Regions from separate parts of the Homo sapiens genome. Here region 1 is linked to region 2. The links are chromatin loops, found by intact Hi-C in ENCODE. Cell type or tissue: CD4-positive, alpha-beta T cell. All regions are shown on one strand. Each heading gives the region's core, and the rest is flanking DNA. Links, peaks and the distances in the headings are about the cores only. Region 1 overlaps OXNAD1 (oxidoreductase NAD binding domain containing 1). Region 2 overlaps RFTN1 (raftlin, lipid raft linker 1).

What was found. Peaks named below come from ENCODE experiments on the same cell type or tissue, not always from the same donor. Only the 100,000 strongest peaks of a DNase experiment are listed, where the experiment ranks them.
Region 1: a loop joins it to region 2, with 2.4 times the contacts of the local background. A loop is called at or near these places in 10 of 110 quality-filtered maps.

The regions. Positions count from the first base shown.
Region 1 is chr3:16,270,478-16,278,810 of GRCh38, forward strand. It overlaps OXNAD1 (oxidoreductase NAD binding domain containing 1), which reads left to right. Exons shown (of 9, transcript NM_138381.5): 3 at 468-594; 4 at 1,182-1,245. The coding sequence starts at 476. It also overlaps the pseudogene THAP5P2. Among named protein-coding and RNA genes, the nearest start is that of OXNAD1, 9.4 kb to the left of the region's middle. In CD4-positive, alpha-beta T cell, for the core only: no CTCF peak of the experiment used is centred there; no DNase peak of the experiment used is centred there.
Region 2 is chr3:16,315,323-16,323,655 of GRCh38, forward strand. It overlaps RFTN1 (raftlin, lipid raft linker 1), which reads right to left. Exons shown (of 10, transcript NM_015150.2): 9 at 8,054-8,135; 10 at 523-1,910. The coding sequence ends at 1,506. It also overlaps a transcript of OXNAD1 not described here. Among named protein-coding and RNA genes, the nearest start is that of OXNAD1, 54 kb to the left of the region's middle. In CD4-positive, alpha-beta T cell, for the core only: a CTCF peak has its summit at 4,216 (motif pointing left); a DNase peak (open chromatin) is centred at 4,179; H3K27ac peaks cover 4,165 bases.

The sequences.
Region 1 (8,333 bases), core at 158-8,157, 45 kb before region 2:
TCTGTTTTGGTTTTTTAATATCTGGAAACCTTAAGCTTCTTGTTTGGGAACCGTTGTAAATTTATCTTCCTCTTACACTTAACAAGAAATATAAAAGACTTATGCAGTACTCTTCAGGTAGAATACAATTATCAGGAAGTTATAAAATCTCCCCTCTTCTATAATAGCATAAGATTAGTCATGTGAACTTGGCCAGAGATTTTAGAAAGTGATAGAGAACATGAATATTTGATAATACCAAAAATTACATACTTATATACATAATTGTGGAGATACCTTGAGTCAACTCTAAATAGTGGCAGAAATTTTGTCAAGGTGAAGTTAGGCTCTTGGCTGCTTTGGTGGTAACTTGACTCATAATAGCACCAACAGAAATCCACACTCTTCCTCACTGACCCTCTAAAATAGTCTGATATTTCCCCACTTTTAAAAAAACAATTTGAAATTTCAGTTTTCTGTTTGCCCAGAAAGCGCCATGGCCTGTGCTGCTGTTATGATTCCTGGGTTGTTGCGGTGCTCTGTTGGAGCCATCCGTATTGAGGCTGCGTCACTGAGATTGACACTCAGCACTTTGCGCCACCTTACTCTAACCAGGTGAGTCATTAAGACTTCTGTGTCATTTGAAGTTAATTTTCAAAGAGACCCGACCTGCTGATGGTTGTGGGAGGCATATCAAACTCCCGGAAAGGTAACACCTTAGCTTCAATGTGCATGCTGTCAGGTTGTTAACCGTTTTTTTTGTCTGAGATGGAGTCTTGCTCCGTCGCCTGGGCTGGAGTGCAGTGGCACGATCTTAGCTCACTGCAACCTCCACCTCCTGGATTCAAGTGATTCTCCTGTCTTAGCCTCCCGAGTAGCTGGGATTACAGGCGTGCACCACCACACCTAGCTAATTTTTGTATTTTTGGTAGAGAAAGGCTTTCTCCATGTTGGCCAGGCTGGTCTCGTACTCCTGACGTCAGATGATCTGCCTGCCTCGGCCTCCCAAAGTGCTGAGATTACAGGCATGAGCCACCATGCCCGGCCAAAACTTTAGTTAGACGGGCAGATACTCACTGGCCATTTTATAGGATCTGTAATGTTACACTGTATTTAGGATAACCATGATATTTCAGGAAAAACTAATTTTATTATTTTTATGAGGATAATATGTAATAACCTAATTTTACTTTCTATTAAAGCATAATGAAATCCAAAAGGAAAACTGATCACATGGAGAGAACTGCAAGTGTCCTTCGACGGGAGGTTTGTATCTTTGGGGTATGACAGGTTTTTCCAGCTAGACCGTTTACATGTGGTTATGACTGGCTTATGGGTAAAGCATTAGATGAGTCTGGTCCTTTTGAAGGAGAGTTGGGAAGTTTGTTATTTTTCTATTTAGAAATTTTCTGAGCAGGACATTTGATATCTGATTTGAAAAGATGACAGATACTCAAATTTTTCCCTTTAAACTTGGAATGAATGGATTACCTTTTGATGAAGCAAGTAGAGCAGCAACTGAGGGAGCCATCCTCACAGGTATGATGTTTAGGGTTATGTTTTAGCACTAGAACTTCCTTTAAAGCCTACATTTTATGAATAGCTTACCTTTCTCTGTTTTTTTGTGTGGGGTCTTTTTTTTTTTTTTGCGTCACATCTCAAAGTTCTTGTTCTCATTCCTGCTTTAGAGCAACTTATTTCATCAAGGGAGAAAGCACTAACATCTGAGAAAGGAAAGTGGACGAGCTCTTGTTACCCTTCTAATGTACAGATTTTTTCCACCATATTCAGACTATAGAAAGCTAATCTACCACCTGAAGGGGTGTCAAGGGCTGAGAAATAAAGGATCCTCACCCTTTACCTCAGTGAGTAACCCCATTTTTGTTTAAAAACATAAATCGGATATTTGATTTTGCTTTTTTGAATGTTTATCACTTACTCAGATATATTTAGCTTAGTGTTATAAGTATATGTAAGCTAACAATAAAAAAACTATTTCATGTAAAGAAGGATTATATACTTCTACAAACATGGGCAGAAATTATATTGTCTCATTTAAATTTATCTATTAATAGAAGGATACACTTTAATGTAAAGGCATATTGTTTAGGCCCTACTTTTAAGGCTAACTTCTTTCAGAAAGTTACTTTGGGACTAAGGGTAATGTGTTTGTTGATTCAGCTTAAAGTTCTTTTTTTTTTTTTTTTTTTTGAGAAGTCTGTAAAATTAGTTTAGCATAGTAGATTTAGGAGCTTGTGGGGAAGTACACTTTTTCCAATAATAAATCTGAAAATACTTTTTTTTTGGTTTGTTCAAGTGACCAAAAATGCTGATTCTGTAAATGTGAGACTTGTTAGGATTTCTTTTTATAAAATGAAGGCCTTGCAAATTATGAAAAAAAAAAGTGATTTATCTTACAGGCTCTTTCCTGTTGTATTTTGAGGCTGGTAGAATTAGAGCAGAGGTTGAAAATCTTTCCCTAGAAGGCCAGATAGTAAATACTTTAGATTTTTTGGGCCGTGCTGTCTTAATTACAACTTCTAATCTTTGATTTTATAATGTGAAAAGAGCCATAGACAGTATGTATACAAATTTCATTTACCAAACACCCAGATTTGGCCTGCAGGTAATAATTTGCTAGTCCCTGAATTAGAGTATTCATTTCAGAATTTTATTTTACAAGACCAATTAATTTTAATAGCCTGCAGAAACTAAGTGAAATATAAGCAAAAAAGAATCATCAAGCATTTACAAACAATTAGTATATTATTTACTGTTTAGCGTCAACTGATATTTACTGAGCACCTCCTGTTTTCCAGGACCAAAAACTTGTTTCTTACCTTACAGAATTCTCAAAACTATGCCGTAAGATACATAATAATATTTTAAGACAGGTAAGATAGATAGATAGTTAATAGTATTTTCTTGTTTTTTTTTTTTTTTTTTGAGACAGAGTCTTGCTCTGTCACCCAGGCTGGAGTGCAGTGGGTACAGGGGTACAGTCATGGCTCACAGCAGCTTCTGTCTCCCAAGCTCGACTGATCCTCCTGCCTAAGCCTCCTGATTAGCGAGGACTACAGGCACACTATTGTGCTCAGCTAATTTTTAATTTTTTGTAAAGATGGTCTTGCTGTGTTGCCCAGGCTGGTCTTGAACTCCTGGCCTCAAGTGATCCCTTCTCTTTGGCCTCCCAAAGTGCTGGGATTACAGGCATGAGCCACCACACCTGGCCAGTATTTTCTTTTTAACAGATGAAAAGACTAAGAATCGGACTAATAGGAACTTGCACAGCATCCATCATAGGCATTAACATACTTAATTATGTTGACTGCCAATTCTAAGGAAACATATCTATTTCTCACATTTTTATTGTTACCACAAAGTCTTTTACATTTTTCAAATTTGTGTGGATATAAACAGTATTTTTATTTATATCACCATCATTTCTGTTTCCTAATAAAAGACCTTTATCTCCCTAAGGTTATCACCACTTATCTATAATTTCTTGCTTATTAATTTTAATAAAATATACATAAGTGGGAATGTACAGTATTCAGTATTCTGTGGTTTACAAATGAGGCAGGCACATACTTTAAAGGTTACACCTATTAAGAAATAGATGCTAATGGCACGTCTCTCTCTGAGTACGCTCACACTCCCTTTTGTTGGGTGTGTGCTTTCCCCCTTCCAATAAATCACTGTACTATCACTAAAAAAAAAAAAAAAAACAAAAGATATCAACTATGATTTCTAAAATATACTTAAATATATTTAAAATTAACCTCATTAAAATTTTTGGTTTATAAATATAACTATAACTACAGTATGTTAAGCTTAAATGACTATGTATTATGATGGTTAGTGACATATAAAGTACTGATATACATATTCTTTCAAGTTTGAAGTACCTCACCTGAGAACTCGGCTAAGGGGCAGTTCCTTAGTTTGGTTCCACTGGAATAAAATTATAAAAGGTGTATTTTCCTTTATGTAACAGATACATAACTATAGCCAAAAGGTCAGGCAACACAGAATTCAGTAAATACTGAGGATAATGCAATAGTTAATGTCAAATTCTAGCCAACTTCTAGTATTATGAAAGTATGTCTAATCTTAGGGAAAACCTGTTCTAACAAAATTATCTTAAGAAAAAGGGAAAGAACTATAAAGAAACAGACTATTAGAGATCTAGTAAATATTTTATAGATTAGGGACTGAGCTTCAGTCTTGATAAGTAACTTGCCCAAGCCATATATGCCAGTGGTGAAACCAGGACTGATTGCTGAACCTGACGTCTGTTTCAGGTTCTTTTGAACATGCCCTTGTTCTTTCATGTTATGACCGAATCGTACCATTTATTCACCGAATTTTAACTTTAATTTGGAAAATTATCAACTAATAAAACTTTTTCTCTTCAGCACAACTCTCTAGTTTTTCTAAAAATGAGCATTTTAAGAACAGGATACAGTTGATAACATTAGAGCACTCTCATAGTTCCTTAAGATCAGAACTTTATACAGGAAAAAGTTCCCTTTACATAAAGTTTGATTTGGCTGGAGAAAGCTTATAAAACAGTCATAGCTTTAAAGCCTTTTTACTCTGTATCATAGTGACATCCCCTGTTGTAAAACAGTTTTTTATCATCTGACATTTTCTTCAGATAGCCAGTTTTCCTGCTTTGGCTGTCTTATAAGAACTTCCAAAGACTTCAGTCTACCTATAGTTTGTTGTTTGTAGGTCAGGAAGAGTTATCTTAGAATGTAGCTTACAGACTTTCTGCCAAAAATGTTCTTTAGTTGTGTCTTGTCTGCAGTAAGAATGTTCAATTTGTGGTCAAGCGCAGTGGCTCGTGTCTGTAATCCCAGCACTTTGGGAGGCTGAAACAGGAGGATCACTTGAGACCAGGAGTTTAAGACCAGCTTGGGCAACATAGCAAGACCCAGTCTCTGCAAAAAGTTAAAATTAGCTGGACATGGCGGTGTGCTTGTAGTCCTGGCTACTCAGGAGGCTGAGGCAGGAGGATCACTTGAACCCAGGAGTTCAAGGTTACTAACGTAAGCTATTATGGTGCCACTGCACTCCAGCCTGTGTGGCAGAGCAAGACCCTGTCTCTTTAAAAAAGAAAAGAAAAGAAAAGAATCTTCCATAGTTTACATCCTTATGTAAGGAGTCTTCAATGTCTATGTCTTCCATTTCCCTGGTTTCTTTTTGGGCAGATATAAAAGAATTAACTACGGGTTTAGAAAAATGGCAATAATAGATTATTTATTTGTGTTTAATTCTTCAACTGTTTGATTAATTGTGCTAAATAAGAATGAATTATCCTGTGCTGACCTGATTTTCATGGAATATTTGTAAAATTTGGATTAGCAAGATGATTGGTAGTTATTTCAAGCACTTCTTGGGTTTCCAAAGACTGTTGAATACCTTCTGAATTTGAAATTATCAAAGTAATAGTTGTAAAATTTAGATACTCAAAAGATGTGTGAAAAGCACCTATATCCATATTTTAGTTAACTGATGTTTCCAACGTAGATTCTGGTTTCCTAGTTAATCTTGTTTAACTAGTTTAAGAGTTAACATGTATTTTGACTTGAACCTGGGAGGCAGAGGTTGCAGTGAGCCAAGATTGCGCTACTGCACTCTAGCCTGGGCAACAGAGTAAGACTCTGTCTCAAAAAGAAAAGAGTTAACAAGTATTTTGTATACTTCTTGGTTTTAGAAGCCAGTGGCTTCACCAAGGCAGATGAATCAAGTAATTGCGTGTTCAGGGAGCACATCTGTGTTAACTATATTTTTCTTTGCCTCATTTAATACAAGTGATTTTTCTGATTTGGCTTTTAGGCATACTTTTTTCTCATCTTCCAATTGTTTCTTCTGTGAATTTTTTTTTTTTTTAAGAAGGATCTTTTACTTGATTGTCTTCAGGCAGAGGAAAAAGTTGTTGGAACTGTACTTTGTTTTAAATATCAAATCCCCCGTCTGATGTCAAGAGAGTCAGGAGTGAAATGGTCACTACATAGTAACTGGTATTTACTAGAAACCCATCAATCTTGCTATTTTTTTTTTTTTTTTTTACCACTTTTCAAGTGTTTCTTTGTCATTTAGAGGAAATGGGTAAAAACTCAGCTTCTGGTCTTTGTTTTTTTTGTTCCTGGCGATTTGTAGAGTAAATCGCTGTCCTGTATAGCTGAGTTTCACTTGTATGAGGTCCTGGGAGACCCGGGGCCAGCAAAAGGTGCAAGGCGGCCCTTCTTCCATTTCAGAATTTTATAGGACAAAATTATTGGGACTTTTGGGGGTTATTTTGAGCCAAATTTAGGTAAACTACAAAGAAAGTTAATGCAAACTCTTGAGAATTTTAGTGCCCACAAGTCAGAAAATTACAGGAAAATCCAATCATGGTACTACCTTTCAGGAAATTTTTAGTTGCATCTCTTCTCCTCTTCTGTTTCTTTTTCTTTCTTTCTTTTTTTTTTTTTTTGAGACAGAGTCTCTTTCTTGTTGCACAGGCTAAAAGCGCAATGGTGCGATCTTGGCTCACTGCAACCTCTGCCTCCCGGGTTCAAGTGACTCTCCTGCCTCAGCCTCCCCAGTAGCTGGGATTACAGGCGCCTGCCACCATGCCCGGCTAACTTTTTTTTGTATTTTTAGTAGAGACGGGGTTTCACTGTGTTGGCCAGGCTTGTCTTGAACTCCTGACCTCATGATCTGCCCTCCTCGGCCTCCCAAAGTGCTGGGATTACAGGCATGAGCCACAGCTCCTGGCCCTCCTCTTCTGTTTCTAATTTCCCCTCTTCTCCCATACAGAATGAGAACTGCGAAGAGTTGGGAGGAACTGGAGAAAGCTAGATGGTATCTGGCTTTCTCAGCAGTATATGGTCATTAGGAACTTGCCCCAATCTCCAGAGGGTGCTCCTAGCCATAGAGTAGGGGCTGGACCCTGGACTCGTTGAAATGAATGGCACCTCAGGTTTGGCCATAACAGAACTGGATCAGCTTCTTATAGTCTCGTCTTCCATTCTTGCCTTTAATTTGTATAGTGAGTATACTTTACACATGTTATTTGCTCTTCAGTTCAAGTCCATGAGGTAGCCTAAGGATACGATGCCATCTGGATTTTACAAAGAGGAAGCAGGGCCTAGGACATGTCTCTCAGTGACGAAAGGAAGCTCCAGCTCAGAATTCCTAGCTAAAGGACTGTGTTGCTACTCTTGGAGTCGACAGGAAATGGAATACTCACCCAGAAATGTTCTTTTGGTTTTGGGCATGTATTTCCTCTGGAAAGTTTACTGAATGACCATTTATGATGTTTATGCTTCTTACTTGGGACTGTAACTGTAAGTAGTCTGAGATTGTGCTGATGGAGGAAACTGAACTCTGAATTGAATTACATTGGAATGTTTGTGTTCAAGTTTTATTCATTTTATTCTTAAGAATCAAAAGAATAAGCAGTCTGAGTAACCCTAGAAATGTCAAGGAGATAAAGATAGAAATACTGTAATGCAGTAAAGATTGTTCAGGCAAGACAAATTTTACTGGAGGGGGTCATTCCGTGCTTGGCCTCTACAGACTGTTGGCCTACTGAGCAATATATGCTCTGTTCATCAGTTTGTTGGGAGAGTTTGGCAGTGAAAGAATTTCTTAAATTACTAATTCATATGCATTCATTTGTTCATTTGGAAATGTGCCAGACCCTGGGCCAGATCCTGGGGTTACAGCATTGAAAATGATAGATAAGCTCCTATCCTCAGATTTTAATGGGACTCTGATCAGAAGACTTTATGCACCTAATTGATTTTGGAAATCTTTCTAATTCTTTTTCTATTGTACTAGTTTGCTTTTAGAAGCCTGTGTCTTTTCCTACAGTATCTTATGTGTATGTTGCCTTTTTGTTTACAAAGCACCAGATTATACAACAGATTGGTACTTGATTCTCACAACCATTCTGGGAGGGACATGTAGGGATTTTAATTTCTATTTCACAGATGAGGGGATTAAGAATCAAAGATTTAGGTAGGATGACCCTGCTTCCTCATTTGCCTGAAATAGTCCTGGTTTATGCCTCTCGTTCCTGGTGTAATAGCACTCACTTTCACTCTCAAAATTATTCTGTCTTGAATGATAAATTATATTGTTGTCCTAAGTTTAAAGGACTTGTTCAAGGGACAAGGACTCAGTCCTTGAACTCAGATCTTTGATAATAAAATCAGCTTTCCTTTATGTTACAGCAGAATATGACACTCTGTTTAGACGGACAAGGCTTAATTGAGCAATGTGTTACTAGGCATGAGAAACGGGGGAGATACTGATGGCAGAGTGGTTAGTTAATAAATGGCTGGGCCCCTGGGGCA
Region 2 (8,333 bases), core at 146-8,145:
CCAGGCTGGTCTCGAACTCCTGACCTCAGGTGATCAGCCTGCCTCAGCCTCCCAAAGTGCTGGGATTACAGGCATGAGCCACCATGCCTGGCCTACAAATGTTTTATTTTAATAAACTTGCAAAGGGAAAAGACTTGCCTCACTAATTTAAAAAGTTATTCAGAAATAACTTGCCTCACTAATTTACTTAAAAGCTTGGAAACAATGTTTGTTAGACACTGATGTAAGGTTTTTTGCTTATTTTAAAAAGGTATTTGTCTCCACCATCCCAGAAATGGGAGGTGGCTGTACCCCTTACTTACCTGGTGGCATCTGAGTTCCACTTGCCATCTCTTTCTACAAATGACGAGAAAGCACAGCAAGCCTAGCTGGCTCTGCAGCTTTCCATGGGAACTTTGTCTTCCTCCACCACGTCATCATGCTGCCAGGAGTTAGAAACTTATAGTGAATGGGGGGTGTGGGCTGGAATCCTTTGGACATGAGGCCAGGACTGTTCCTAGTGACACGATAAACACTCAATCCTCACGGTGCACTAACTCATAGATGATTTATTGCCGTAAGTAACTAAACAAGAGAAGAGACAGGCTGTGGGTTTGGTCAAGACAATCAGCATTCCCTCTCCAAGGTTCGCCAGTTGCATCTACCTAAAGCCTTAATACTTTCTGGACGATATACACATGATAAACACAGCATACATGGGTAACAACTTGACCAATGTTACACTGATTAAAATAGCACATAACAAGGGCGCCAGCCAGTCCCGATGCCCTGAAGTGACAGAAGTAATGTGGTTTGTATGATGTGCTGAGTACAAAACCTTTAAAAACAACTTTTTGGCATTAATACTAACACAGAATACTTCCTTGAACATTCTGCAAAAGTAGGTGCAGAGACAGAATTACTTCTTCATTTCCAGATTACCAGTATCTATAGGACTATTTTGAGAAAAGCTGGGAGGCGGAGCACCTCCCCTCCCCAATGTCATTTTCTTTGTCAAAGCAGAAGAGTCGAAGGGGTTTAGGTGGAGGAGGGCAGCTGACAGGGCTCCTGGAGTTGTTAAGTCACCAAGTAGCTGCAGGGGATGGACACTGCCCCACACGATGTGGGATGAACAGCAGCCTTGGTTTGTAGCCCAGGGTGTCCATGGATTTGACCCGAATGCTCCCTGGAGGCCCTGTGGCGAGGACAGGCACTGGATGGTCCAGACCCTCTGGCTGGAGGAGTGGTGGAGCCAGGACTGGGCCTTCAGCCATGAGGGCTAGAATAACCTGACCTCTTGCATTCTAACACTGGGTCATTAATGACACCTTTCCAGTGGATGTGCAAAAACCAACACTGTCAGGAACCTGGCCCTGGGAGGGCTCAGGTGAGCTCACAAGGAGAGGTCAAGCCAAGCCAAAGGGTAGGTAACACACAACACCAGGGAAACCAGCCCCCAAACCAGCTGTTGGTAAGATGCCTTGGGTTTGGCAACTCACCTAGTTTTAGCACAAATTGCCCAAGACTCAGTTTTCTTCAACCGTACCAAGCTCTCTGACTTCCTCAGCATCCCCGTCCCTGGCATCCTCTCCAGGATTGGAGTGCCCAGTGCAAATCCCCACCAGGGCCCTGCTGTGGCTGGCAGGACCATTCTGCACAGCCTCACCCTCCACACCCACCCCACACAGCAGGCCACCAGGGGACAGCTGTTCTCCCTTGTCCTCTTGGACAGGGCCCTTCATCTCCTCGGAGACTCCACCCTCCTGCTGCTGTCCTGAAACACAGTTTCCCATGTCTCCAGCTTTGGAAGACTGGTCTTCTAAGTTCTTCTCATTTTCTTCTGCTTGTTGTTTGTCTCTGGCACTGAGTTTACCTTTTGATTTCCTCATCTGCCTGTTGTGCATTTCTTCTCTGGAGAATCGCCACTGAAACTAGAAATCAGAAAGGATGGGGATAAATAACAAGCCTCCGGGAACCCAGAGCTTCACCCAAAGCCTTGTTTGCATTCATACCCACACCATGTCTGAGTGAGACATACAATTCCCAGCATCCCCCAGCCAGGCAGTACAGGCACCAAACTTGAATCGCACACTATCACATCACACCCACCCCAAGAGCCTGCACCACACCTTCCAGGATGTGTATTTTAGATGTAGATTTCAGGTTCTGTTGGGGCAGAGCAGTATTTCTTTTGACTGGCTCTATACCAAAGGCCCACATAGGAAAGGGCTCCTAAAGTCCTATCATTTGGAGGGCCAGGATGGAGAGGAGATGTGAGGCCTGCCCCCAGTAAGAGCCAGAGCTGCAGCTACTCATTTCCATTCTGAGCAGGCTGAGGATTACCAGGCACGGGGCTGGCATTCTCTCACTAGGTCACCTGAGTAAGGCAGGGCCCAGAACATGGGGCAGACACTGTGCTGTACCGCTCAGATCCCCCCACAGGACTGGCGGGCCCGCTCCCCAGCTAGGCCGATAGCCCTTTGCTGACCACCACCTCACAGAAGGGTCACACCAGGGCAACCTACAACCAATGACTGCCCCAGGTGGGATACAACAACCCATTTCCTGATCCCAATTTGGGATAACGCAAATGCCATCCCAGCTCCAAGCCAACCTGGGGGATTGTGACTGCATCACAGCCCAAATTCTCCCTCTGCCCGCTACTGTACCGACAAGTGTTCTAAGGTAACTCCCTCTAAAAACTTCCAATCTCAGAGGCCGCTTCCCGGGGGCCCAACCTGCAACCAAGCATTTCCTGGTGTGACAGGGAAGTCAGGGGCTCAGAGTCCCAAGGTCACGCGGCCAGTAATAGAGTTGGGCAACAACCAGGGTCTCATCAAATCTCTGGAGCAAGACCACCCGAGAGCGAGCCCCAGCTCCGTCACTGACCGGCCAAGTTTCTCAATCTGAATTTCTCATCTCGGTGGCCCAGAGTGCACGTGGGGTTTTAGTTTTCAGTTCCCACCATGGCCACTTCCTTGTGCTTCAGCTGTTATCTCATTGGTTTCACCAAATACGCACTTAAATCTTAGACATTATATAATTGAGAGAAAAAGGGAGCTCTCAGTTCCTATGATTTCTTGCTGGGCTAGAGAGAGGAGCCCAGGAATGCAGTTGCACCATCAGTGGGAAATGATTTCTTAAGGCTTTAGTATGTTGTAAATCATTCTGAGCGCTTTGCTAGGAAAAACCAAAAATGTGCTATGTAAATGTTTAAAAATCTGCCATTTTTGTAGTTTTCCACGGTAGAGATCTGTTTCCTCAGATAAAACATTTGCCCAAACACAGAATTCTGAGATTTAATACATTATAGGATTCTTGGATTTAGCACCTTTTAGATAAGAATGGTAATGGAATGTTCCATTAAAGTAGAGAAACATGAGTGAAATACATGTTGAGGTTAGGATTTAACATTTATCTGGTCCTTTCCCACCCTGTATCCCCCAAAAAACCCAAATGAGTTCACTTACAATGTTGGATGGGTTTCTCCTTTGACTTCTTTTGAAATGTCTCGTACTGTAGCTGACAGACTTCCCTTAGGAGATGGGTGGAGCTTCTTCCACCCAAACTGTGAGGATCCCAATAATGGAATCACTCTGTAGGCTAAGTGGTGTCTCAGACCCACCTCCTACTTAAGCCGAGCCTGCCAGGCAGGCATCTCGAGGCTCCAAACCCACCAGAGGAGGCCCCTGATTTTAGCCCTCAGCATGACCGTGGCTGCCTCCACCAAGCCTCCATAGTTTCCAGGCACCGTGTTATGGTTCGTAACTGCTGCCCTGTGTTAGGCAGCTGCCGTTGCATTTTAATTCCAGCCCAAATGTAAGAGTCTCTCCTTTTTTTTAATGGATGTTCCAAAACAGTCAGAGCCTCTTCACATTTTATATCATTTTACGTGTTTTTAGAAAAGGACCAGTGAAGCCTACCTGTGTAGTATAGTACTCCGAGAGGCAGTTGGCTCTCAGGGAAGTCAGAGGAAGTTTTACTGTTGCCAAAAAAGTGGTGATTGTTTTGGCTAAGAGGCCTTAAGTGCTAAAATGTCAAAGCATTATAGTATGGGTTCAAATCCTAGTGCTGGCACTCATTAGCTGTCAGTCTTTAGGCAGGTTATGAATCTGAGTTTCAAGTTACTCATCTCTAAAATGGTTGTCTCTACCTCCAGGGCTGCGGTGCACACCTCCAGGGCCCCATTCATATTGTATTTGATGTGAATAGCGCCCTCTGCTGTTGTGCAGTGTACAACTGAGGACAATTCCACCACGTGCTAGACCTTCCATCTAATATGAGCCCAGATACTCTCTCCGGGGCTGCTCTTGCTAAATAACAGAGCTTCCATAGTTTCCCCTGGATGCCTGGCCACATCCAGTTTCCTGTAGAAGATCACATCTTGTTGATCTGCTGATATAATACAAAACGAGAACACAAATGGTAGAAAACAAACAACAAAAACTGTTTCAGATCCCAACAATTCAAAAAGGAGACGTCTCAGAAAGCAAGAGGAGGCCTGGACTGTGCCAGATTTCAGTTGAGCCTCTGAGGTGAGCTCTGACATCCACACCACTTAAAGGCAGGCAAGTCCAGCCTGGGGAATGGACTCCAGGTTTTGAGTAGGACCGGGGGAGTCTCTGAGCTTAACCAGCAAGCCGCAGATAAAACAGGTTGCACTGAGTTGGGGGCCTTCCCAAGCCAGAGCATCTGTGGCAGTTGGGTGTGTCACCAAATCCAATTAGCCGCCCAATTCAGAAATAACTGTCTAAAAGAAAAAAAGAAATCCTTCACTTTACAGCAGTGTGTGTCCAGAGTTCCATGTCAGCAGGAGCCAATGGATTTAATTTGCACATTTTAAAAACTGCCCATGATGTGTCCACTTCAAGTAGTTTAGCTGGAAGGAAGTCTTCCCGAGTTGTAGAAATCACCTACTCCCTTTGAAGAAGTTTAATATTTGCCTTGAAAATCACACGCACGTACACAGAGGTTTCTTTCCAATGCTGAAAAGTCCTGATTAGAAAAATCTATCCATGTTGCTGATTAAAAGAAGACTAAATATGCCACATCCTCGGTGTGCCAATCTTGCAGTTTCTTTTCTTAAGTTTTAATGCTAGACATACTATGTGTGTCCTCGCTAAGAAGCTGATTACTCATTCATTGATTCGACAAGTATCTGTTGAGCACCAACTAAAATCTGGGTACACAACACAGGAAAAAGGTCTTTGCTCTTGTGGAGACTATGTCTGACTCTGCCTGGGAAGGATAAAATAATGATCACAAATAACTAAAAGCCCAAAGGAGAGCTCTGAAGGAGAAGAACGTGGTTCTTTTCCAGGGTAGTACAAAGGAGTCTGGTTTGGTATAAAAGGAGACAGCACTGTTCTGAGAAAAGGATGCTCGAGTAGAGCTAGAAAGGAGGAGAATGTCCTTGGCAGAGGGGACACGGAAGAACTGGAGGCCACAGAGGAGCTGGAGGCCACAGAGAATGGGAGGCTGGCAGAGGAGGTAAGAGGGACCAGATCCCTTGGGGCCTTGAGGGCCACAGTACTGATTTCCATCTTTGTCTTCAGAGTCATACAAAACTAGAACTCCTTTGAGCAGTGGGATGACAGGATTCAAGTTCCCTTTTTAACAGATCACTTGGGCTCTGAATAGGGAACCTATTTGAAGGGGATATCTATTATTAGGAGATTAGAATAGCTGAGGCGAGTGATGGTAGAGAGAAGTGGAGGGATTCCAGAGCCTCCGGGACCTAACACAGATGGGTCTTAAGGATAGATTGAATATAGGGGAAGGAGAGGGGAGGGTCAGCAGGGATAGCCCCTAAGGTGCAATGCCATTCCTCTAGATAGGGTGGCGGTTGGCCAGGTGGGCGAGGTATGGGGAGGGGGACAGTCATAGGTTTCCTCGAGCCACAGGATGGATGGAGCTGGAGTCTTGGGGTGCAGTGAGGGCTGAAAATGCAGGCGGAATGGTCATTGGCACAGAGGTGGTGAAGGAGATTTTCTAAGGAAGAGGCAAGAGTGAAGGGAGAAATGGGGCTGGGTCTGAACCCTGAGGAACTTAGTGGGAAACCAGGAGAATGAGGTGGGAAAGAACCAAGAGAAAAGCTGCTTCAGGGAGTGGGGGTGGTCCCAACATCCGGGCTGCAAGAGCTCAGGCATGATGAGGACTAGATGGAGTGACTCTCGGTCACCAGGGGACACAGGCCTGTGGGAGTAGGACGCTGACCCTTGTCAGCTGAGGAGTGAGGAGGGGACACCCAGTGCAGAAGATTCTTCCAAGGAGTCTGGCTGTGAAGCCCCCCTCTCTGGAGGACTCCCATCTGTGAGGTGACCCAGAGGGTCTTGTGTAGAACAAGTGCTCCACACCAGTCACCTACAGTCTTGGAATGAGGCAGGAAATAATTAGGTACATGGAAAGAGAAAGCAGTCCACCCAGATGAGTACAGCTGCTTGGGATTAGAAGTTTTTACTGACTGAAAAAACAGTGGGTCCCATCCTCTCTGAATTTTCCCTGAGGAGAGTCAGTTCAACCTTATTACAGCAGCTTTTACAAATCTATCTCTAAAGTCTCCCTGCCGACTCAAGTTTCCACTGACTTGTCCCCCTGCATGCGATGCCATGACCTTCACACCAACATCCAACCACATGTCTCTCCTTTGGAATCTGTGTGCCCCACCACCAGGAACCTGTTAGGCAAAGGTGGCACCATCTCCCTCTGTAAGGCTGCAGCGGGTGTCTGTCAGCATCTGACAGGGGCCCTTTGCGTGCTGTGTGTTGAATGTTGCACTTGCTGAATGCATGCAGTTCCCGTGAGCCTGTGGCTGAGCTGAAACTGACAGCGCTCTGCAGCCGATCCATCTTCCAGCTGGTGGCTGCCTGCTCCTGGTGGTTGATGGTGGGCTGGCAGTTCCCTTCTGGTCCATTGTGCCGTCACCTGTCACATTACACCTTCAGAGCCTGGAGAAAGACCTTCCTCCACACTCCAGCCCATCTGGCTTCAAGTCACCATTGCTTTGGCACTCCTTCCACAAGTGGGCTCCCCCTGGAGTTGTTGGCTGGTGAGGGGCTGCTCCAATCTGTTCATTTACTTGATGCTCCTTCCCAGGGCTCTGTGTCCAAAGAACATGAGGAACCAAGCGTGAGGAATGCAGGAGTGATGCCAGGAGTGAGGAGCCGAGCAGGTCAGGCAGGCCCTGCCGAGAATGTGGCCTCAGCCATCAAAGGTGCAGTGAGCTGAATCCAGGTGATGCCTGACTCAGGCTTTGGTGTGTCCACTCGACTCACTGGCCTCTTCCCCAGCAACTGGTGAAAATGTCCTCAGGAAAAGCACCACAGGCTGCTCAGGGTGGGGTGGGAAGCATCAGAATCATCTGGCACAAGGGTTGCCGACACTTGCACCTCGTACAGCCCTTGTGCTCAACCTTCAGGAATCACAGAGAAGACTCTCTGAGAAGGCCAGTCTCTGTGCGACTGTTTCTAGGGTAGTTCAGAGTCCGGAGAGGGGGAAAAGGGCCCTGGGGATCTCTTGAGGACAGCCTGGCCTGAGGACTTGCTGCCACAGGCTACAGCTAGCATCACCAGCTGTCACACAGAGGCCTTTGGGTCTAGGCCTGTCATGAAGAAATTTTGGCAGGGTCTCTGCTTAGATCCCCACACTTTTAATGTCCTAAGGAATCTTAACAGGGCAGGCCAGAGCTCCAACTAGCTGATAATGAGATTAAGACACAAAGAAACTGGCCATGAGCTCGAGCCATCCCCACCCCATGGTCAGGCTGCAGCTGACTTCGTGCCCTTCTTTTCATCCTAGTGGGAATATCTAGCAGGCTGAAGCCTCCAGAAGAGCCTCTCTCCTCCATCCTTCTGGCCGGCCCAGCAGGACGATGGCAGACAAGGCCCTCCAGTCCCCTCAGCTGTCCCGTTTTAGCAGCCTGAGATGTGATTCGGGTTGCCAGGGGCTCAGGTGTTCCTTGGGCTCTGCGAGCCCTTGGAAGCTGGAGCAGGCTGCCCCCTCAAATGCTGCAGAAAATCCACTGAAGATGAAGCCCTGCTGAGGAAAACCTAGGAAGGCCATCAAAGTCTCTTACCTTCGATTCCTTCTTCTTGATTTTCTGAGGTAGACAAGGTCTCTGAAGAAAGACAATCTGCTTGGTGGATACACTCCCCTCGCTGTAACACACGGAGCTGAGAATGAGCCACTTTATGCCTTAGAGGAACCCAAAACCTGACACAGATGTTGCCATCCCTAATTTCATCAAAGCAGACCACCCACAGGATTATGACAGGTTAGAAGAGACGCCTGCTCTACTCTTCCGCTCCCAGGCCATCCAACCTTGCTTCCGAGGGGCTATCTCAGATGCCCAACAA